3 separate regions of the Homo sapiens genome follow, and regions 2 and 3 are each linked to region 1. A link is a loop called in an ENCODE intact Hi-C map of the cell type or tissue named here. Cell type or tissue: Caco-2. All regions are shown on one strand. Each heading gives the region's core, and the rest is flanking DNA. Links, peaks and the distances in the headings are about the cores only. Region 1 has its middle 20 kb from the start of UBE2E2-DT. Region 2 overlaps UBE2E2 (ubiquitin conjugating enzyme E2 E2). Region 3 overlaps UBE2E2 (ubiquitin conjugating enzyme E2 E2).

The links. Peaks named below come from ENCODE experiments on the same cell type or tissue, not always from the same donor. Only the 100,000 strongest peaks of a DNase experiment are listed, where the experiment ranks them.
Region 2: it touches region 1 in a loop (2.3-fold over the local background); 1 of 110 quality-filtered maps calls a loop at or near these places.
Region 3: a loop joins it to region 1, with 2.3 times the contacts of the local background. A loop is called at or near these places in 1 of 110 quality-filtered maps.

What each region holds. Positions count from the first base shown.
Region 1 is chr3:23,179,091-23,187,434 of GRCh38, forward strand. No RefSeq gene overlaps it. Among named protein-coding and RNA genes, the nearest start is that of UBE2E2-DT, 20 kb to the right of the region's middle. In Caco-2, for the core only: a CTCF peak has its summit at 4,823; a DNase peak (open chromatin) is centred at 4,831.
Region 2 is chr3:23,546,238-23,554,581 of GRCh38, forward strand. All of the region lies in intron 5 of UBE2E2 (ubiquitin conjugating enzyme E2 E2), which reads left to right. Among named protein-coding and RNA genes, the nearest start is that of UBE2E1, 260 kb to the right of the region's middle. In Caco-2, for the core only: no CTCF peak of the experiment used is centred there; a DNase peak (open chromatin) is centred at 3,524.
Region 3 is chr3:23,431,685-23,440,028 of GRCh38, forward strand. All of the region lies in intron 3 of UBE2E2 (ubiquitin conjugating enzyme E2 E2), which reads left to right. Among named protein-coding and RNA genes, the nearest start is that of UBE2E2, 230 kb to the left of the region's middle. In Caco-2, for the core only: no CTCF peak of the experiment used is centred there; a DNase peak (open chromatin) is centred at 3,857.

The sequences.
Region 1 (8,344 bases), core at 1,895-6,894:
AAGGGTGGAGGTTGGTACTTTCAGTTACAAATAGTTCCGGATGCCCCTATCTTCCAAATCCACACTCCTAGAGATCATGGGCACATGGATTAATGTTTGAAATTCACCTGCAGAGTCAACTCCTTTTTTTTTTTTTTTTTTTTTTTTGAGGCAGAGTTTCACTCTTGGCGCAATCTTGGCTCACCACAACCTCTGTCTCCCAGGTTCAAGCGATTCTCCTGCCTCAGCCTCCCAAGTAGCTGGGATTACAGGCATGCACCACCACACCTGGCTAATTTTGTATTTTTAGTAGAGATGGGGTTTCCCCATGTTGGTCAGGTTGGTCTCGAACTCCCAATCTCTGGTGATCCACCTACCTCGGCCTCCCAAAGTGCTGGAATTACAGGTGTGAGCCACCACACCCGACTGAGTCAGCTCTTCTTGCCATGAAGTATCCATGAAGGCAACACACATGGGTGGGATTCAGGGGCCAAGCCAACAAGACATAAATCACTATGATTATCTGCCTTTTGAAACATAAGAAAGACATTGATTGGAGTCTAGGGATAAATTCATTCAAATCCTGCCTCTCCCACTTACTATGTGAATAGTGGCAAGTTACCTAATCTCTCTGTACCTTGGATTCATTATCTCTAAAATGGGGATAGCATTATCTCTTTGAGTTAATCTGAGAACTAAATAGGTTTAATATATATAAAATGCTTAAAACAGTGTTTTGCTCTTAGATTGCTAACCACTATTATATTTAGAGCCAGGGATGTCACCTGTGTGGTAACTTAAAATCAATAACAGGAGGGCTAGGTACATACAGACCACAAATTGTGGCTTTCAAAAAGACCCAGTGTCCTTATTTTAAGGACTCTGAGATCAAGACTAGAGTAGAAAATAGTTCTCCATTTCACATTACAGGAGTGGTTACATGAATTTTGTCAGGTGGAGTGGAGAGGGTCAGAGTATCCAGAAATTTTAGTAAAAAAAACGGTTCAAACCACTACCACTCTTCTAATTAATTCCATAGTTTATGGGAGTTCAAAGCCCCCCTTACCCCTCAATAATACTTTTGGCTACTTTATGTGACTACTTCAGATTCCAGCCTCTTGCTTTTGAGAGAGACCCCATATACCAAGTCATATTCACCTAGGCGAGAAGTGCAGCCTTTTCTTCAATTTACACTCACTTCTACAGAGATTCATGAACTTAATGGGCTTTGCCAGCAATTTGGGGGAAAGATGAAAAAGAGGTTTGACTTAAATCCGTGAAAACCACCTCTTGTGTTCATGTAGATGCAGCCATCCTTGAACTATCATTCGACTCAGAGCTGTCCGATAGAACTCTATGATGATGGAGATGTTCTGCACTGCTTAGTACAGTTGCCACTAGCCACATGTGGCTTTTGAGCACTTTAAATGTGGCCAATGTGACTGAGAAATTAAATGTTAACTTTATTTAATTTTAACATATTTAAATCTAAATAGCCATTCATGGCTCGTGGCTACCTTATTTATAGCACAGCTCTAGTCCCTTCCCTGTAGCCTCATGGGCTTTTTACCCCATAGAGACCCAGTTCTCTCCATCTTTCTCACTCTAATCATCTTTTCAGATGTTCCCTTTTTTTATGCCAGGCAGTTTATCCTTCTACAAGCATGCCTTTAGCACCTGATGACAGCCACGTCTTTGGATCTCTACTTACCATGTGATTCTTAGGCATTACTTAAATTATTTGTGCCTCAGACTCATTGCCTCTTAACTGGGTATAATAGTAACTCTCAATAAGTTAATCTGAGAATTAAATAAGTTAATACATGTAAAGTAGAATACATAACCCAATGGGCTTAGCACAGGCCATGCCAAAGAAAGACATTTTTGTACCTAGAGGGAATTTTAATGAAAGATGTTAACAAATAAAATTTTCACCTTGTTGATAATACTTTTAGGCTGCACTGTCCAATGCAGTAGCCACTGGCCACATGCGGATATTTAAATTTAAATTTTAATTAAAGTTTGTTCCTCAGTGGCACTAGTCTCATTTCAAGTGCTCAATAGCCGCATGTGTCTAGTGACAATTATATTGCACATGGTAGTCATAGGAAAGTTCTACTGGGCCGTGGCAGAATATTACTACTATCTTCTTGAACTCAAGTACAAAGAATTGCCACAGTAGGCCAAAAAACAATTAGATTAGGGAATACCAATCAACAGCAGGTTTGGCCCCTTATCAATCTCACTTTCTCATTCTGCATTCTATATCCTTACCTTCCACTTTTCCCTTTTACTACTTCCTCCCCCATCTTCACAATACTAATGAAATGTATTAATAAATACCAATAAAATATTACAGACTTAATTTTAAATGATATAAAGAATATTTTCCTTGGAAGTTATTTTCTTCTAAGGCTTCATAGCAGAGGAGATTATGTCTTTCTTTTTATTAATACTACATCATATCTGGCAAAACAGGCATAATCCTATTCACTTTCTGCAGCCATAGAACAGCTAGGAACAAAAGATAACTTAATGAAGGTTTTTAATTGACTCCTATTTGCTCATAGGTTGATAGAGCTTGATGTGAGTTAGTGAAGGGAAGATAGTTCAGATCCACTGTGTGTGTGTTCACATCTATGTGTATTTTTTTTATCATTAACTGTGGTCAACAGGAACTCGTCTGGGTAGTTAACGAAAGTTCTCTGATTGAGATGCTATTCTTTTGGGCATTTGCTCCAAAGAAAAATGTTATCATTAGTATATGATGGAAACTTTCTTCCAATGCCTAGAAGCTTATCCTGAGAGCACACAGCATTACTGTGGATATTTATCTGAGTATTGGCTGCCAGAATGCTCTTTTTTTTTTCTTTTTTGAGACTGAGTCTTGCTCTTTTGCCCAGGCTGGAGTACAATGGCACAATCTCAGCTCTCTGCAACCTCCGTCTCCCGGGTTCAAGTGATTCCCCTGCCTCAGCCTCCCGAGTAGCTGGGACTACAGGCACCTGCCACTATGCCTGGCTAATTTTTAGTAAAGACGAGGTTTCACTATTTGGTAAGGTCAGTCTTGGACTTCTGACCTCAAGTGATCTGCCCACCTCAGCCTCCCAAAGTGCTGGGATTACAGGTGTGAGCCACCGCACCTGGCCCAGAATACTCTTGTTTCAATCTTAGTGAGAGCACAAATAAAGAGAAGTGTGCTTGGTAGAGAAAAGGTTAAAATGGTCCTTCATTCTGAAGAGTGTTTAGTTAGTGCTTATTTTCTATAGGGGAAAATAAAAACAAGTAAGTACAATATTTTAAAATACTGTTAAAATAAAGATAATAAAGATTTACCCAGCCGGGCATGGTGGCTTACGCCTGTAATCCCAGCACTTTGGGAGGCTGAAGCAGGCGGATTGCCTGAGGTGGGGAGTTCAAGATCAACCTGACCAACATGTAGAAACCCCATCTCTACTAAAAATACAAAATTAGCCAGAGGTGGTGGTACATGCCTGTAATCCCAGCTACTTGGGAGGCTGAGGCAGGAGAATCGCTTGAACCTGGGAGGCAGAGGTTGTGGTGAGCTGAGATGGCACCATTGCACTGCAGCCTGGGCAACAAGAGCGAAACTCTGTCACACACACACACACACACACACACACACACACACACAAAATTTACCCAACACTTTTTCAAAATACATAATTTTCACTTCAAGTAGGTTTCTGAAATGCAGCAGTTTAAGAATCCATGCATAAATAAAATAAAAATAACTCACTATCTTTGAAAATATAATTTAGCCATGTATTTTGGGTGATTTATGTGCAAATGGAAAGGGGGAGTGGTCTAGATTCAAACTCAGGTGGTTTGAGTCAGACTCTGTCAATCCTTATAAGCTGTGTGACCTTGGGCAAGCCACTTCACTTCTTTGAGCCTTTGTTTCCTAGAACTCAGAGTTTAGGTTTCTGGGTTCTCTCTTCAGGTTGGAGAATATTATAGATCTGTTTCCCCAGAAAAGAGACTCTAAGAAATTTCCTAACACGAGTTTTATGGAAGAGTGCCTCTGAGAACAACATATGTGGGGGTGTTAAAAAAAAAAAAGGCAAAATTGGGCAGAGAGAAAAAATGGGTTGCAATGAATTGCAACAGAGTTCTCAGCTGATACTACAGGGAGCTCTTGAGTTAGGATAGCTCTTCAAAGCCATTCTAAATAAAAACACAGAGGCCTGGACCTGAACTCCCACATTGGCCAGCCATGCCATAAGGGCTGTCCTTTGGCTAATGGCAATTGATACAAAAGAGTGTGAGTTGCCAGGGCTCCCAGCAGCTGGGAGAATGAGTGCCTAGATTCTGAATGAGTGATCTGAGCAGCATATGCTATAAAGAGGAAAGCCATCTCGTTTCCTGCTCTGGAAGCGATATTCATTTTATTCAGATGTGTGGTCTAACTTCCACAACCCAGCAAGACAATTGTGAGGGTCCACAGTGAACCACCTGTTTTAGGAGGGGTTCCTAGACATAGACCCTGAGATGAGGATTCATACTAAAGCAATTTATTAGGAAATGTCCCAAAACAAACCAACAGGGGAAGTGAGATCAGGAAAGGAAGAAGGCCAAGCAAGCAAAAAGCAAAGTCCTACAGAAGGTAACATAGGCTCAGTTCTACAGGAGACCTTTGGAGAGGGCATGTGTACTTCCTCAGAGTTGTCCCCACCAGGGAGCAAGGTATTCTGCCCATTTATTACCCCCTACCCTACTCTGCACTCATCAGTCATTGGTTAGGGACTGCCTCTGAGAAAACTTAACTTTCCAGGCACTTTCAACTCCCCAAGTGTAGACAAATTAGATTCCAACCGCTTGGGGGCAACCCTTCAACAAAGACACAGATGCTACCTTTCCTGGGAGTGAAACCATACAGGGAACCCATGTGCCTTAAAGTGGTAAAGGGACTGGGAAGGCTATGGATGGAGAATTCAAAACACGGAGTAGAGGTTCATCAGTTTTTAATAAACCCACGTGTCTTATTGCCCAGGTGGGCACTGAGCCCAATTATTCCAGTTCTCTGTCCTGTCTATGCTCAACTTGAGAAGAAAGAAATCGAATGTACTAATCCTTCTTTTTTTTCTTTAGCATGATAACACATTCTCCTGTAAGTAAATGCATACCAAAAAACACACACACATTTATACTTCTCTCGAGGACAAGGAATAATTTTTCGGTCAGGGCAATCCTAATCTAGATTAACAAAATACAACATCATCATAACTAGAACTAATCGTGGATTCACCCAACATTTTTCAAAATACATAAACTTCAAGTAAGTTTTTGAAACACAGCACTTTTTAAATCAATGCATGAAGTTGTTATTAGAGAATATATCTTAAATCACATGTGCCTATTTGCAGAATGCTAGGGAAGTTTCCTTTTAGTGCATCCTGGAAGAGTGTATTAGTGATCTCCTCAATGCAATAACTTTCTGAATTGCTTTTGAAAGTGATTTGAAAGAGCTTTTAACAATGTTCTTCAATACAAGTATTTGTGAGGTCATACCCCCACTAAAAATTACAATATCTGTGTTAAATTTCCTTACCTCCTTTAAAAATTAGTGATTTCATTAGATGACATCTATCAGCATTGAAGACTCATATTAAGGAGGTTCATTTCAACTAATATCTCATTCCCAAATAGTACTTCACTGTTCAAAATTAAAAACTCAAGAGAGAACCCCGTAATAAGACAAAGACTGTAAGGACTTAGTTATTTGGCAACTCCCTCTTTTATGGAGAACAATTTTGGGGAACAACACCTGCTTTACAATGACAAACAAAATGAAAGGAAGCCAACATTAACCACACTTAAGTGACGGTGTTTATTTGCAGGTGGGAAAGGAAGGCTATGAGGTGGGTGCGCAAGCTTTATTAGATTGCTGTAAATAGACTTTCTTTTGCCACCTTAGGGTCTCCTATCAAATCTAATACCAAATGCATCTCTATACAAAGGCTAAGAAAAGGGCTTTATTCTCTTTCACTAAATGACGATTTTGAAGGAATGACTTAGGTATGTTACTAAGCAGTGACTTTGATATCATACCTAAATTTTTACAATCTACATTGTAAGGTATATAGGATTATCTGTAATTTGGGGAGAATCAGATTTTTTGTTCAATTGCCTTAATTTCTATTGTAATATTGGCTTTGTCTCTAAATATCTTATGATTAGGTTTATAAATGACTATGAAGCTCACAAAAACGTCTAGTAACTAAAAAATTGCAGTGGGCTCCAACAATTTGGTCCCTTTATAATTCAAATTTTTTATCTGCTAAAAGAAGAGACACAATATCTTATCACCTATGTTTTATCTGATTTTGATTAGGAATTTGAGCTACGTTTCCTATTCTGTTGAAGACACACCGAAACCAGACAAAGGATCTTAAGGTAAAGAACAGGAAACAGGTATCGATTTCCTTTATCCACCCCAATCCCTTTGTATCTCTTTGTATTATACTATGATGGATTAGGTGGACAGGCCAGCAAATGTTTCACATTTGCTACTGATTTGATGGGCTTTGGAAAAGAGAATTTGAGGCATACACTAGTAAAGAGAAGAATCCTTAAAACCAGGTCTGGGTCTGGGTGATAAGTTGCAAGCCACTACATCAGAAGACCCCAAACCTCCTACCTAATACCTTATTTAGGTCTCTTAGCTCTCTCTTACTAAACACACACACACACACACACACACACACACACACACACACACACCACACAAATATCTTACTGAAATAAATACTGATGTTTTTCTTAATCTAAGATTTCTTTTGGTCACTTCTGTATTTCTTTTCTTGGTGTGAATATGGTCATCAAAATTATGCTTTCTCTTTCTCACCTGTGATCTAGGACAGTATTTCTCTGGATGTAGTCCATGGAGACAGAGTGTACAAACCATGGAGGATAAAATGCAGATCCTAAACCCACTGAATCAGAGTCTAAGGAAGGGAGTCCACGAGTCTGCATTTCAACACAAGAGTCTTGTGCAAATTTAAGTTTCAAAATCACTGCTATAGGTCGTTATATAAAATTTACATGCTAAATTAAATAAACTAAGGTACAGCCCTTCTAAGAGCTATTTGACACCCATAAATAAAAAAATAAAAAAATAAAATAAAAAAAAAAGAGGCTGGGGGTAGTGGCTCACACCTGTAATCCCAGCACTATGGGAGGCCAAGGTGGGAAGATCACCTGAGGTCAGGAGTTCAAGACCAGCCTGGCCAATGTGGTGAAACCCCGTCTCTACTAAAAATACAAAAATTAGCCAGGTGTGGTGGCGGGCACCTGTAATCCCAGCTACTCAGGAGGCTGAGTCCGGAGAATTGCTTGAACCGGGGAGGCAGAGGTTGCAATGAGCCGAAATCATGCCAATGCACTCCAGCCTGTACCACAGAACGAGACTCCATCCCTGACCCCCCACCCCCCAAAAAAGAAAAAAACAAGATTAAGCCATGGAGGTACATCAGCTTCCCTGGCTTCAGGACCAGCCCAGCCTGTCCTTTCTACTCCTTTAAGGGCTTTCCCGTTCTTCTCTTTCTCAGCAGTAAATTGGTTACAGCATAATTAAGCAATCTCTGTCTGAATGTTGCTGGCCCCTCATCCTATCCCACTGCATATTTTTATTTTCTCCTGACATTCTTTCTCACTCCTTTTAGAAGAGTTAAGTCCAACAAATTGAAAAACTAAAGACAAAGTAATTACAGTGGAAATGTAACAATAGAATGGACTGCTCTCAGCCAGATGCCATCGGGGCAACTGTATACCAGGCAGCCTGTCTTCACCATCCTCCATTCCCACCTCCCTCTGTCTCACCCATTCTTCAGCACCTGTTCCCCTCCTTCCAGCCATCTAGTCACCCAAAGGATGTCCCCAGAATGTGAGGTCACCCAAAGTTCCTTCTGGAGCAATGCATCTCAGGAACCACACCTTTTGTTTTTTTCTTTCTTCCCATACAAACATTTCTGTTCTGCCTTTTGGGTGAACAAAACAAATGACAAATAACAACAAACAAAAGCAAACAAAAAAATCACCAGGAAAATCTTCTTTTTTGTATCTCTCATGCATATAGTTTTTCTTGTTTTGTTTTGTCTTGTTTGTTTGTAGAAACTGAGTCGCACTATGTTGCCCAGGCTGGTCTCGAACTCCTGGCCTCAAGTGATCCTTTCACCTTGGTCTCCCAAAGTATTGGGATTACAGGCATGAGCCACTGCACCCAGAACTTTTTCTTTTTAAATCGTTTTCAAAGAATAATTTATATACAGTAACATTTAACTATATTAAGTGTACAGTGCAAAGGCTTTTGACAATATACATCTGTGCAAATACCTCTGCAATC
Region 2 (8,344 bases), core at 1,048-6,047, 370 kb after region 1:
CAGTTTATGTTTAGAAGACTTCATTTTGGAGTTACCCTTAAAAATTACCAGTGACCTATTTTTGTTGTCATTGTTCTTGTTGTTTAGAGAAACAAATATTTCACTTAAACAAACATCATTCTTTACTCACATGTCTTTTACTCAGAACTATTTGCCCAAGAAATGATTCAGAGTTTCTTTGTTTCCCTTACTTGAGGAATTTCTGAAGTCAAGAACATTTAGATTTTTTTTTTTTTTTTTTTTTTTTTTTTTGGATTCGGAGTTTTACTCTTGTTGCCCAGGCTGGAGTGCAATGGTGCGATCTCAGCTCACCACAACCCCCACCTCCCAGGTTCAAACAATTCTCTTGCCTCAGCCTCCCGAGTAGCTGAAATTACAGGCATGCACCACCACGCCTGGCTAATTTTGTATTTTTAGTAGAGGTGGGGTTTCTCCATGTTGGTCAGGCTGGTCTCAAACTCCCAACCTCAGGTGATCCGCCCACCTCAGCCTCCCAAATTGCTGGGATTACAGGCATGAGCCACCGCGCCCGGCAAGAACATTTAGATTTTAATTAATTTTTAAAAATTATCTTTTAATGAAGATAATGAAAAGATAAAGATTATAGTGGTGAAAACAGATGATTAATTCTCTCCACTCTAGAGTAAAAATAACTTTTCTCTAATGACAGGGAGAGAATTATGTATTAGTATATATGCCAGTTATACATGCTTTTTTCCCATAGTTTTATCCGTGCTTTTTTGATGACTTGGATTATTCTGTTTCTGTTAGAGTTATTTTATTGAGCATACATATTTTATTGCAAATTGACTCTTGTTTGGCAAAGTGAGGTGTATAAATAAGAAATTAAGTTTTTTTGCTTATGGTAGGATCAAGGAGCACATTTTGTAACTACCCTGCTCACTATTTGGGTTTATTTACAGCTTCTCTCAAGAGAGGAATAACTGTGTCAGGCTTTGCTAAGCAATCTCGTTCCAACAATAAGACATTTTTTTCTGTGTCTGTTGTCCAGCTGTTTAGTAGGTTCTTGGTCTCCACACTAACAGAAAGGTTTCAGGTGTTACTCCCAGGCAGGGATTTACCACAGGTGTGTGTCTTTTCCACCATTTAAAATACCCAGAAATGATGAGATTATTAAGTAGCTGACTATGGTCTGTATACTTCTCTTAGTTCTTCACCAGTTGCTGCTTTTGAAATTCTTAAGTGCTATTTCTTTATTGGTTCATTTGTTTTGCTATTTAGATTTATTTCCCCATTCAGTCTACATTTATAATGTGGTGGTCTGTTAATACAGTAAGCTTGTTATTGGTAAATGGAGTCATTCTAGTGAAATTTATTGTCAGAAACACCTGTACCTGATTTATAACTAATGCAGCATGGATTTTACTTTATGCAAATTAAACAAATGTGTTTTAAAATTTGATAACAGCATAAAACACCCTCGAGGATGTTGATTGCTCACCCTAACTCAGAAGGCTCTCAAAGCTGATACTTCTCTTCCTAAATAGGAGACATTCTTTTCTCAGTAGAGATCCCCATGTGGCTGTCACATTCTTTTTTCAGGTCATCTTTCAGAATGTACTACCTTCTGAGACCTCTGATACTACCCACCCAGCCCTAAGGAGGTCCCAGTGAGGTGATCACATTGACTTTTAAAAAACTTTTATGCCCAGAGGATTTGTTAAGGAAGCTATTCCCATACTTTGAAGTAGCTGATGTCCTCAGGGACCTGGTGTGAATACCGGAGGGAAGACTGGAGGGAAGAGTGATACTCTTAAGGTTAGCATTAGACTCTCTCCTCTGCCTGCCTGCAGAGAAATAGCCAAATCAGTGTGAACTACTGGCTTTTATATACATATGTTCTCACATCAGCTTACTCATGACTGCCTTCTAAAGACTGCCTCTTTCAGGAATCCTAATAGAAAAAGCAACTAAGAGAAAGAAAATGAATCACGTCAGAGGTTACAGAAATTATAACCTACACCATCTTTCACAACTAGAACATCATATAAAGCTGTTTCATTATTTTTCTTACTCCTTTTACACATTTTTCTTACTCCTCTTTGTCTTGTTCCTATCAGCCCAGGGACTCTGTTGCATTTTGCTTTACTTTCTGGTGTTTGTAATATAAAAACAATTTATCTATTGTACATGTTTTCCATTTCCAGTACATACACATGCACAAACCCCACCTTCACCTCAGGCTTTGATTTGACTCCACCTTCAAGCTGGAAGCCTAACCCTCTATGGGAGTCACTAAGATGGAGCCAATGGCAAACTGAAGTGGACCAGCACTTACTTACTTCTTTAAGACAGAACTTTGCGGTGTATTCTTGGTTGTTCCTTCTCTCTAATCCCTTTTCCCGTTAGCTGGTCTCTTCTCTCTGCATTTCCAGCCTCCTGATTTTTCTGCTGCTGTTTCTCTTCTCTTTTCTTATCCTTATGGTTCACGTGCTGCTCTCCTCCTTAACTTCATTTAACCTTGCTTGCACTCAGTAAAATATTTAAAAACAAACAGAAGGACTTCCAAGCCATATTTTTTATTTTTTAAGAGTAGCTTTATTTATTATTATCTCTATAACCATATGACTCAGCCTGTACTGTCTGTTAGACCAATATATAATCTTGGAATATCCCTTTTCACTTCATGTGCCAAGTTGGTGGCTCCTGTTCTTCTGGTATGCCAGGGCAAGAATGGCCCCATCAGCTCTCAAAAGAGGTACATAGTAGCAACTCTGAAAATGTGGCTGAACACTGTGAGTAATGTTGTAGTTCTTGCCAGTCTCAGCCAGTACCTACCTTCTTAATAAATGGCCTCTTTCCCCAGCTAAACTGTTTCTTTTTTTAACCTACTTTGGAAAATATATTAAAGTCCTATACTTTGTAAGCAGCACTGCCAAAGCAGTATCATGCACATAGCATAATAATCTCATTTTGATGTTCTAAAGTTCTTTCTTTGTCCTTTGTAATGGATGGCAAGGTTTTAAATGAAAACACTGGAGTTGCTCCATAGCATGAGATGGTTTTTTATTGTTTTGCTCTAAGCTGTTGCCCTGATCTCTACTACATTTATGCCTGATTTCTCTAAGTCATAGTGACATGCCCTTGCATGCATCTTTTCAGCAAACCTTATGATGCCTATTGCTAGACTTATCAGTGTCAGGTCATGAGAACAATGCAAGGTTATACCTTGCCATGTTAAAGAAAATTAAGTCAAAGGACCTAAGTTATACTGAGTTTTGAAGCTGTCAAGAAAGCCAGAGCCTTGGCCCAGCTCTCTCACTAACTAGCTAGTGACCTTGGATAAATCGGTGCCCTCATTTGTGAATTAAAGATTGTACTTCTGACCCTATCTTGCAGCATTATTGTGAGGAAAAAATGGTATGTGTGGACCTCTGTAAACACTTTGAAGGCTATGAGTATCATTACGTGGAATGTTATTGAACTGAAAGTCCATATTAGCTGTGTTAGGTGTGATGACCTCGCCTTTGAGATGTCTAAAAAAGGAATTTCAACCGGGCGCGGTGGCTCACACCTGTAATCCCGGCACTTTGGAAGGCTGAGGTGGGTGGATCACCTGAGGTCAGGAGTTTGAGACCAGCCTGGCCAACATGGTGAAACCCTGTGTCTTCTAAAAATACACTAATTAGCTGAGCGTGGTGGGAGGTACTGGTAATCCCAGCTACTCAGGAGGCTAAGGCAGGAGAATCGCTTAAACCTAGGAGGCGCAGGCTGTAGTAAGACGAGATCGCACCATTGCACTCCAGCCTGGGTAACAGAGAGAGACTCCATCTCAAAAAAAAAAAAAAAGCAATTTCATTCTCAGCATAAAATCTTTAGATAACTCCTTTATAGTTTGTTAAGTTTGGAGTTTCAAATGTGGTGGAATTTACTTTCTATAAAAAAACTAGTAGGAAGAATGAATTATAACTCAAACTTGATTTAATGATTTTAATTTGCTTTAGGCTCCTATTTTTATAATCTAGATAACTATTGAGGATTATCTTCTGTCATCTATAAAATGAATTATGAGTCTGCCTCTTTATTCCCAGCACCTATAATGTACAAACTGTATTCCCCTATGCAACCCCATGTGGCCAAAGGGCTCCCCGTGAAATTGCCTTATTTCAAGCCCAAGCCTCTTTTAACCTTGACTGCTATCCCCACTGTTCCTTTGCTTTTACTCTGTATAAATCTCAGGCATAAGAGACAACTTAAAATATGTCAGGATATTATATTAGATAACAAAACTCCTAGAGGTCAAAGACTATGTTGTCCAGAGAGTTTTGTTATCGCAAACTCCTGGAGGTCAGAGACTATGTCTAGTTAAGATGGGAGTGAAACTCAACTTTTTCACTTCTGCTTCTGGCCATGAAGAATAACAGGAGCCAGATTTACACTCCTACCTTAGACTACCTTTCTAGTTAGAAAACTAGACATTCCCTGAGAGGAGAAACAGATGAAGTAAGCCCTACAATTGTCCCCAGCTTACTGCCTAGAAGCAGTTTCCAGGATACTGTACAAGGAGAAAGAAACCAAAGAGAGAGGCCAGCAGTGTCACTGAGTTGAGGAGACAGAGATAGGAGTTTGGGAAGATCAAGATGGCTAGCATTTGTGGGGCAGAAACCCAGAGAAGAGGGATTGTACAGAGAGAATGCCCTAGAAATCTGAAGAGAGATCCCCTTGAGCCTTTGGTTAAGTTTGCATATAATCATCAAAAGATCCTGCCTTATTAGTAGGGATGAATTACTCTAAAGACTACATTGCATCTGCTCTAACAGTTTAAAAGCAAGTTTTGAAAGTATCATACTGTTCCTAAATAACTTAACTCCCTGTTAGAGTAAAATGCAACATTCTTTGGAATAAGGTACAACATTCTTTATGGAAATACAACAAATTCCAACACTCAACAACATAAAAATTGCAGTGTTCAACATTCCATAAAATATTACCACGGACTTAAAAGGCAAGAAAAGAGAATTCATAACCAGTTGAAAAATAAATAAAAATGGAAAAGACTAAAACATTTTTGTTTATAAAAGGGCAACCTTTTAAGTTAATTACTAAAGCATTATAACTTTGGTAAGTATTCTCAAATTGATTTAGTTCTTAACTTCATGAAATGTGAATGCTTTAAGAATTGACCAGCATGTCTTTTGCTTAGTTAAAACCAGAATATTAAACTGAAGAGAAACTTATGTTGGCTCTATATTAGTAGAAACATGCAAACAGCTATACTATTCAAACTTGCTAGTAACTTGGGGCTACTATCATTACTGTTACTGTAGGACTTACATGGCTGGCCATTTACAATCTAAAGAAATGTGAGTGGGAAGTAAGAGAATCACAGAAACAATATGTTGCCTCATTGGATCTTTGAGAAGGTGTGGTTAGAAAGAATGGGGGCAGCTGGAAGAGGATTATCCTGGAGTAGAGGACAAAGAAATGTGGGGATGAGAGAGTAAAAAGGATGACTGACTAGAGGGCCTTGCATGGTGGGAGATGACGATAGGGATGTAAAGCATGGTTTGCTGTAGCTGGTCCCAGGCTCGGCTAGGGCCTCGTATAAGGGTGTGTGCTACGGACTGAACTGTGTTCTCCCCAAAATTAATATGTTGAAGCCCTAACTCCTAATGTGACTATATTTGGAGATAGGGCTTATAAAGAGGTAATCAAAGTTAAACTAGGTCATAAGGGTGGAACCCTGATCCAATGGGATTCATGTCCCTTTAAGGAGAGACACCAGAGAACTCTGTCTTTCTGCCTTGTGAGGACACATCCAGAAGGCAGCCATCTATAAGCCCCCAAGAGTCCTCGTCAGAAACCACATCAGCCAGCACCATGATCTTTGAGTTCCCAGCCTCCAGAACTGAGAGAAATAAATTTCTGCTTTTTAAGCCACCCAGTCTATGGTTTGTTGTATGGCCACCCGGGCAGACTAATACAGGTGTATTAAAGTTTTAGTCAGCAGCCAGGCTTGGTGGCACCCCCCTGTAGTCCTAGCTACTCGGAGGCCAAGGTAGAAAGATCACTGGAGCCCAGGGGTTCGAGGTTGCACTGGGCCAAGATCAGGACACTGCACTCCAGCCTAAGCAACAGAGAGAGACCCCTTCTCTAAAAAATAAAGTTTCAGTCAGAATGTCAATAAAAATATTCTGCATCATGTACCAATTCCCAGGGGACTGAGGGTGTTGAGTAGATCTGGATTTCATGATAAGCGCCTGTTTAACTAAACTAATGGGTTGCTTTTCATCTAGGCACAAGGTAAAGAAAGCATAAACAAGGACAGTCACCAAGGAGAGGTTTTGGGTTTTAACATTTCTACAGTTCCAAGAAATAAATAGGAGTTAGCACAAAAGGAGGTGTACGTTTGTTTCTGCATTCCCACTCTACAGTTGATTGTCTTTGTACAATCAGCTTCTTTACAAATTGTACTTTGGAACTTTTAAGAATGTAAGGTTTTGTGGCATTTCTGTTAGCTGACCTCAGTTCTCCATCAGTTGTTGCCACATGAATGCAAGTACATTCTGAAATGCTATTCAACTACCATTCAAGGCTTTGAACAGGCAGCTATTGCCATAACTCATTCAGAAAAACACCTCAAGATTAACTAAAATTGTCTTTATTCCATGCTGTTTTCAATCCAGTCTAAAAACTACCAACATGTGTATAGCAAAATTAATTTTGCAAAATGTACGAATAGTATTTTCTATGTAAATTTTTTTATGTTAAGAAAAAAGTATTTTACTTTCTAAGTTTTGATAAACCCTTTCTTATTGATTTTTAATCTCCTTGATTATATCCACCCTGGAGTTTTATGGATAAAAGTTGAAGATGATTGTAGGAGAAAAATGAGAGAGAAATAGAAATTTTCTCTTTTGTGTTAATGGTAAAGTTAGCCTACTTACCTAAAGATAAAATTAATAAATTACTTGACAGATTTTCATTGTTAATATAGCCCAAAATGCTCTATATTTCCCTTTTATAGTATGATAGAAACCTTTGGTCACACTTTAATAAAACAAAATGCTATATTAAGAATCATTGATATTACATTATAAACTTTATGACCTCTAAAAAAAAAAATAATTTCAAAGAAGCATAACTTGTGAGCATGTGGTAAAGCGGCATCCCACTGAAGATCAGTGTTACTGCTTTTAATCTCTTTTAAGTTAATACTTCAGTATACTGGTAGCTATAACTATAGGGCCTTTGTTTTGGTCGATGATATTTAACCTACCATTTATGTTAATAAACTGACATTGCTCTTAAAGTAGGTTGTACATTAACCACCCAAAATTGGACATCTGTTGCTGAAGGAAATGGTTTCATTTTCTGAATGCCTCTGTTCCCTTTATAGTCATTTTTTCCATTATTGACAATAGTTATTTGCATTTTTGTAGACATGAGGAGGCTTTCTCAAAAGCCGTATCCATCTAATAAATAAATTCAGTAAAGTTACAGGATATAAAATTTAAAATCTAGATAGAAAAGTCCATGGCATTTCTGTACACAAGTGACAACCTAGCCAAGAAAAGAAATCAAAACAATCCCATTTATGATAGCATTTAAAAATTAAAATACTTAGGAATAAATTTAACCAAGGAGATAAAAGACCTGTACACTAGAAAATGATAAAACATTGATGAAAGAAATTGAAGAAGACACAAATAGAAAGATATTTCATGCTCATGGACTGGAAGAATTAATATTGTTAAAATGCCCATACTACCAAAAGCAATATGCAGATCCAACACAGTCACTATCAAAATCCCAAGGGCATTGTTCACATAAATTTAAAAAAAAAATCCTAAAACTTACCAAAGACCCTAAATAGCCAGAGCAATCCTGAGGTGGGGTTGAGGGGGGAAGAGATATCACACTTCCTAATTTTAAATTTTATTTCAAAGCTATAGTATATAGCTATAGTAATCAAAACAGTGCAGTACTGGCACAAAAACAGACACATAGACCATTGGTACAGAATAAAGATTTCAGATATAAATCCAAACATATATGGGCAACTAATTTTCAAAAAGGGTACCAAGAAGACACAATGGGGAGAGGATAGTCTCTTCAAATAAATGATTCCGGGGAAACTGGATTGCCACATGTAAAAGAATGAAATTGAGCCAGGCACAGTGGCTCATGCCTGTAGCCTAAGCTACTTGGGTGGCTAAGGCAGGAGGATCACTTGAGCCCAGGAGTTAGAGGTCACAGTGAGCTATGATCACACTGCATTCCAGACTGGGTGACAGAGCAAGACCCTCTCTCTTTAAAAAAATAAAATAAGAATGAAATTGGACCTTTATCTTACACTATACACGAAAATCAACTCAAGATA
Region 3 (8,344 bases), core at 1,423-6,422, 250 kb after region 1:
TGCAGTAAAAATAAAATAGTATAAACAGATTTTTTTTTAGCCTCTGAAAACCACTATATATTAGTTTGCATTAACCACTATACGTAGAAATATCTTCCTGTTCAAATGTAGTTATGTGATACTTTGTGAAAATAGGGCCTTAATATTTAGGGGTTAAAATTAATTCAAAATATTTTCAGTAAGAATGGGCCAACTTGGCCCACATACTGTAGTACAAGCTGATAAGTAGTCATTAGAAGATGATGATCTAAGACTACTAAATAAGCTCTCACAGACAGGTCATATGAAACCACGTTTATATCTAATGATTTAAGTGTAAAGCATGTAGGCAAACGCTACTAGTCATCACACTGTAATGTACAGCTTTCAGTACAGAAAATTTGGATAAATGTTCTGCAGCTATATCCAGAAATCAGTTTTTCATTAATTTCTCTTTCTATGTTTTGTCAGATACAGTAATTATATCACAAGCAGTCAAATTCTAAAATGGTATGTGTAGAGAAAAGAAGCAACAGAGTTCTTGCCATTCCTAATTCTGATTACCCTAATTTGGGATAAATATTTCCTTCTTAATTAATTGGTTAATGCATTAAGATTGTGAGCTGAAAGGTATCATAAGTGCAATTATTATTTGTATGAGGATTCTTCGTTCATAATTGGCAAAAAGTGAAACAAAAGGAATAACCAAAAATCATAACAAATAGCATCAGCATTTAAAAGCAAATTTCTAGAAATGATTACTATAGGACTTTAAACAAATTTTTTACATCAGTGATATGATTTTTAATATTTTTAATATTCAGAAGGCTTTTTATGTAAGTGCATATATCAACATTATCAGTTATACCTTCTTACTGATAAATTCCTGCTGTCAGTCTCTCCACAGCTCTACCATGTTCTTTTTCTCCTTACTTTCTCGTCTCAAGTTCATTAGTTGAGAAGGATGCTTACTATTACTCTGTCCAAATTTGGTAGTGGTTTTCTCAATTTTGGGCATTTCATGTTCAATTAAAATTTATTTAATTGAACTTTTGAAAGAACTTTCCCAGCCATATAGAGATGTATTTACATTATAGATTCATTTCCAGATAACAGTCACACAGAGACTTCTTTTCTGTTACTTTTTTCTTGCCTTTGATAATGACATTAATAATTTAATAATAAACTATTAACATATTAACAGATATAATAGATGTTAATATTAATATAATTTATGTGTGGTTCTATAAGAATAGACACTTCGATATCATGATAGAAAGATTCTTGATTATGATGCAACTTGAATATATTAAACACTAAACTTTCAGCTTATGATGCCATTAACAGAACTTTTAACTTATGATGCCTTTAATACTTTATTCCTGTGATAAGATGTGAATGGAAGGAAAAAATAAATATTACTTTTTGGTGGAAAAGTGTACCCAGTTGTTTATTCATACAGAAAATAATTATTGAATGTCAGTTTCTGTATGCCAGGCACTGTTTCAGGCACCTAGGATACTGTGGTGGACCAAAATCTTATACTCATATCTTTTCTCCCAAGTGAATTTTGCTATATCATTATTGTGCTCCTCTATAAAGAATTAGAATAACTTCATAATAATAAAAAATTATAAGTTGACTCCATTAAAAAAAAGCTGAAAAACAGCTGATTAAATCCTATTGTATGTAAAACTGAATTTTGTTTTATGCGTGCTTCTAGATAAATAGTGATAGAGTTCTTGAGTGTTTTAATGAAGTGTTTTAATGCAGGTGAATGCTTTGGACTGATGTCAACAGTGAATGTTAATGATTTTTGAGCATGGTTGGCACTATGAATTGGTTGTTTTTAATTTTTTGAAACTAAGTACATTGACGCAGATTTATATGATCTGATGATATCTTATTGGCTATGATTAACCAGAATATGTGATATTTAAACGTTGAAAATGCATTAAAGGATCAAGAAAACAGCTTGTCTTTATGACTTTTTTTTTTTAAGTTTTAAAAACACTGAGCCAAATTTTGGATTTAACATTCCCAAGCTATGGCCTAAGAGAAAGACAAATTTAACAGAATGAGAGTAAATGAAGGGCTGGCCCATCAGTGATCTCTTTTTATAAATTTACAACTTCCAAGAAAAGCTAACTAATAGAAGTATATCATGTCTTGCTTTTTCACAAGATGTAAAATACGGGAATACATGTAGACTAAGAATGGTAAATTTTTAAGTTACCTCGTTTGTAAGGGAAAAAAGATTCCCCTTTTTTCTCATTTACATTTAAAATAAATCCTCAATATTATATGGAACTATTTATAATATAGTGAAACCCATTTTATTTGAACATACAAATATAAAAATTTCTGGTAGTCTGCAGCTAATATGCACTGTCTGAAGCTAATAGGTTGTGCAGAATACTGCTGCTATTTGAGTAAAAGTTAATGCTTTTGAGACCAGCTAATACACTTAACTACACTGTATGAGCTGTGGGTGTTCCGCTTATTTTTATTACAGGCTTTATTACTGTGCAATTTTGTTGTACATTAACAATCATCCACTTTAAACTAGTGCTTAAATACTTATTGAATGTGGTAGCCAAAGAGCAAAAAAAAGATCTCAATGTAACATCCAATTGCTTACTAACATAACCTGGATTGTGATTTATCTCTAATTTTATGACAGTAATATTTCAGTATCAAACTAGAATTCTGAAGAGAATAAAGTTTGCATCCCCCAAATGACACAATTGTGCATTAGCTCTACTTAACTAGACAAAATTTAAAGGCAAAAAATTCTTGGTACGAAACAGATACTCCCAAAATGATCACCCTATGTGTGTCCAAAGGAGTTCTCACTATATTGTGTAAGTCTTCTTCCCTCCATTATTTAAATAGTTATAAATTTTCATTTTATTATGTGTATATTAGACTATATATTTTATAATTTTCCTCTCTGTAAATGTACAAATATGCAAACTTGTATAAATTAGGTAATTGCATAAAAATTGAAAGGCATAAAGATGTACTACTGAGTTCAGGAAACAGTTGGATTGGGGGTGTGTTTAATAAGTAGCACAATTAAGATGTGAGAAGGAAAAACTGAAGAAAAGGAAATTCTCTCAGTGTAATGCTTTATTAGCTCCAATTTTCCCCTTGTCTCTTATCTGAAGCAAGTGATTTTTTTCCATTTGCTTAAAAATAAAGCATTTGCGCACAGAATGTTAGCTCATTAAAAAGACCTTTATTGCCATAAATCGCTGCATCATTTGCATATCCAGATTCACAGAATCAAATTACAGTTCAACCAAGTATTTAGTATCTGGAAAGCAGTCTTGGTTTCATGTCTACTTATTTTCCCAAAACTCTTGTTAATTCTCCTTATAGTTGTTTTCTTAGTGGCTGAAATTAAGTGATGTCTAGTAAATAAGCCAGATTGCTTCTTAAATAAAATCTGGCCTGTTATTTATGTCCCCACCTATTGTTTCAAACTCTATAATTTGAACTTACACACTTGAAATCAATAGTAATAGTTATGGTGATAGGGACAGGTGATGGGATAAGGATTTTATTAGTAGAATCAGTCATGAGTCTAAAACTGCACTGCTAGATACAACACACAATAATAACTGCTAGAGATAATACTTAACCGTAACCTGCAGAGTAAATATTCTTAATCCTAGTTTACAGAATAAAAAGCTTGGAGATAAAAGTTAAGTTACTTGGTGTGAGGTCTGATTCACACAGCCAGTAAGTGGTGGTTTTGGTCACTTCCTCCTCACCCCTTTGACAAGGGAAGGATTCCTGCCATAGGGTTATGAGGATGGCTGAACACGTCAGTTGGGCTCAGCAGCAGTTAGTTACCTATGTTCACAGCTAAGGCAAAGAGGACCCTGTGCCTCAAGTGGGGTCACGTGGAGTTGCACTTGGGAACAGAGTAAACAACTAGGAGCTATGGGAGGCAGGCTTTGTAGTATCAAGAGGGTGGGGGTATCCCCTGGTTCCCATGGAAGGATGTGATTGGCTTGTTTGAATAATTCCTCAAGCTGACAAGAAACTGAAACCTACTATTCAAGGATAAGGAAGAACTGCATCTGGCCCCTTTGGTAAGGTGGATGGTTTCGCTAGGGGCCTTTATTCATGAGAGCAGAGTGGAGAGGGGAACGTATGGGTTACGTCGGTGGTCCCCAACCTTTTTGGCACCAAGGTCTGGTTTTGTGGAAGACAGTTATTCCACGGCAGGGGCGGGGCAGGCTGGTTTGGGGATGAAACTCTTCTGCCTCAGATCATCAAGCGTTAGTTAGATTCTCATAAGGAGCGCACAGTCTAGATACCTCGCACGCACAGTTCACAATAGGATCCCCACTGCTATGAGGATCTAATGCCACTGCTGATCTGACAGAGGTGGAACTCAGGCAACAATGCTTGCTCCCCAGCCGCTCACCTCCTGCTGTGCGGCCCAGTTCCTAACAGGCTACAGACTGTTAGCAGTCTGTGGCCCAGGGTTTGGGGATCCCTGGGTTAGATCATTCAAGGCCTTCCCGATTTTACCAGGTGTCAAAGCGGCACATGATATTGAACCTTAATTTTAGGTGTTATACCACAGTGGCTAAACTAGAGTTCTGATTGTGAACTTTCATGACTCCAGTGCCCAGGTTCATTCTGCTGTTCCATGATATTTTTCTTCTTGCCAGAATGACATGTTAACATTTCGTTAGTAATTGAGTACTTTGCTTTCACTGGGCATTTCTTAGTCCTGCGTTCTTCAGAATTCGTACACTGTAGCATCTGTTGTATTCTCATAGAAAACTGGAGCGCTCTCATTTAGAAGACATTTGAAGATTTGTTTTCCTTTAAAGGAAAATCTGAGTATAAGTTCTAATTATATCTTGATTTACAGAAGATTTTTTTTTTTTCCTATTCTCAAAGCTGCAGTGAGCTGCGATTGAGCCGCTACACTCCAACCTTGGTGACAGGGCAAGATGCTGTCCCAAAAAACAAAAACAAAAACTATACTCCCTCCCCAAAACAAAATCTTATTTTTCCATGTTCCATCTTATTTTTATTAGAACGTCTTAAGTTCCCCCTCTGCAGCCATGAAACTGGCATACCACAGGTCTGGAATGCCTCTCTGTCTCTCCATTTGTATCTCCGACATTAGACCATTTCAGCCACTCCTGCATGCAGTTACACCCACCTCATTTTTATCACAGTTAGGGAATGTTTCACAGAGTATTTTGCATAATACTATGAGCTGGGTGCTACAAGACATTTAAAAAATAATAGCTGGTTTCTGCCATTGACACTCTCACTGTGGAGAACAAGACATAAGAGTTGTGTAGTGTAAAGGTAAATCAGTACACATAGAACCCAGACTCCTAACCCAGGCCCACAGGCCATACGTGAGCTGGCCCCTGCCTGCTTCTGGAGGCTCATCTCTTGTTCTTTCTCCCTTTCACTTGACTCTGGCCACGTTGGCCTTCCTTCCACTTCCCACACACGCCAGGTTTTTCTCATCCCAGGGCCTTTCTCCTTGTAGTTTACTTGGCCTGAAAAACTCATCCTTACATGTCTGACTCTCTTTTTTCAGGTCTCATTGCAACTACTATTTATAGGGATAGTTCTTCCTTGACCATGCCACCTAAAACTGGCCCTTTTGACTTTTCCATGCATAGTAGGTCCCATGCCACCCACTTAATACCTGTGTAATTTTTCCAAGATGTTTAATTTCTCTGTGCCACAGTTTGCTAATCTGTAAATCCAGGAGTATTTTAATAGATTAGGTTTTTGTGACAGTTAAATGCATTAATATCATGTAAAGTGCTAATTATAAGAATCTCTGGCATATAGTGATTGCTCAGCAAATGCAATCAGTTTCTGACCTTCATCTTCATCATTAAGGGTAAAAGAAGTAGTGTAAAACGTAAGTACTATAGGAGCTCAGAAAGGAGAGGAATGCCGGAGGCCCTGAATCACCATGAACACTTTCCTTGTGACAGTAGAATCGAACCTCACTGCTTCTGTATAGTGTCTGGCATGTTTCCGTCAGACAGGCACTCCCTCCTCCTTTGGATTTCTACGTCCTTTTGGTTCTTTGTGTGATACTTGTATCGTAGATTGTGTATATGTTCTCACAGAAAAGGTCATCCTGCATCTCTGCATCCTCAGCATTGTGTGCCGCACACAGGACAGGTGGCCACTTATTTGATTAACATGAGAAAAACACAGAGATTCCATGAAATCAGCAAGTTTTAAACACCCTCAGTGTGGGCAGTAAATGCAGTATGAGCACAGTGACTACAAAGATCAGTTACTGGAAATGACCAAGTTGGAACAGTGAGGGGCAGACTATTGTATGGTCTTAAATTGGCTTTAGAGTCAGATTAATTCAGCAGATTTGAAGAGCATCATTTCATGCCAGTGTCTAAGCTCAGATTGTAGGATCACAAACATGAACCAGTACAGGTTTCTGTAAAGCATTTTAACTTGATTCAGGTGGGACTTCAGTGAGTAAAGCAAGAAAGGTGTTCCAGACAAGCTTCAGAAAGAGCAAAAGTAAAGGTGCAGAGTTGAGAAGGTTCAGGAATTCAGGTTCTCTAGAGAAAAGATTTCCTCATGCTGGAGCAAGAGGAAATAAGGCTGAAGTGAGGGGGTCCAAATTATGGAGGATTTAGGGTACCAGAACCAGAACATCAGCTTTATTCCATAGGAGCCTGTGGAAGGTTTGAGCAAAGGATTGGCAGAAATAGTACTCAAAATTAGATGATACATTTCTGTATTTTCTGTAGTGATAGAAGTTCCTTGAACTTAAATTTGAAAAGGTTTGAATTAAAAGGGACAGATGTTCTCAAGTTATATACTAGACATTTTCAGTAGTTGTACGGTTTTTGAGCTTTTATTAGTTGGTCCTAAGTAAGTTTTATAGCATTATGATAGGCAGTTGGTGACAGCTTAGTCATGTGTTCTTTCTTGAGTAATAATTAAAGTATTAATATTTTTCCTTTTCATTATATTTTATGCATCATGGTTTGATATATGCTTGAAATATTTACTAAATTAGATATTGCTGCATGTGGTCCATCCCACATATAAATGGAAAAGAGAAACTTAACATAGTTCATAAATTAAAATATTTGGTTTCAGCTGTATTCATATTGAAACCATAAAAGAATCAGAATTACTGTGGGTTTATGATTGTCAGGTTACCACCATCACTACAAATTTTCTGATAACAACATATTAGTATTCTGATAAGGTTTGTGGCTTCTTTGCAAGGATATTTGAATACTACTCAACACACTACATAATGGTTAACTATTGTTGTCTTTATTTTAAGGAAGGCATGAATATTGTTAGATTTGCCCCTAAGTAATTGAGTGATCATTTTTATATACAAGAAAATCAGAGTAGAATGCAAAATTTGGAACAGGAACTCAATAATACTTATAAATAAGTTGATTCAAAGAAATGTTTCAATTTCTTGACATTGAATTCATGATGTTTTGCTTTTAACATGTGATTTTTAAAAAATACTGTTATGTGTACAGGGGAAGGCTAACCTGAGACTTTCCCTTCATGCGTATTCTTCCTGTGCACTGCAAAAGGAAACTGTGTGACTGCTTTCCTTCCTGACTGGCCATCACATAGGGTTACTGGCAGATGCCAGGAATCCAAGGACTAAAGGAATAAAGGGTGTGTGTTATAGTACCTGCGCTAAGAGATACTGTCAAACTCAGAGGCACCCCTCCTCCTCCATGTCTTAACCCTAGAATTGTTTTAGAACTTCTTATGGATAAGTGTTTGGATTAAGGGAGATCTGGGAAATGGGATTTGAATTTTAAGCAAGTGAGCCCTGGGGATGGCTAGCTGCCCAAAGTCTCTAGGACCCCAAAGAGATTATGAGAGAGAACGTTGAGAGGTCTGGAATGAATTATACATACTCTTATAATGAACTTTCTCCAGCTTGTCCTTGAGCAGCTGTCTCCATCCCATCCCTCAAGTGCTTTGGAACCCACATCTTATAACAATGGAAAGATAGATAACCTTTTATTTTAATGTGTTTATTTTTATTTTAATGTATTTAAGTAGTTTAAACACTTTCAGCGAAAACGCATTGTATTTCTCACTCCATTCCTCAATCCAGATGTATAACTAAAGTACCATAGTGCTGTCCATTATTAGCCCATTTTGTGTTTTAACCTATACAGTTTGAGGAACAAGAAACCTACCTGACATCAAGATTATACTATCAGTGAAGCCAGAGAAGCTATACTTATTCATTGTAGACATTCTTATCTTTTTAAATTTTTTATATTAAAAAAAAAAAAGAGGCTGGGCATTGTGTATCACGCCTGTAATCCCAGTGCTT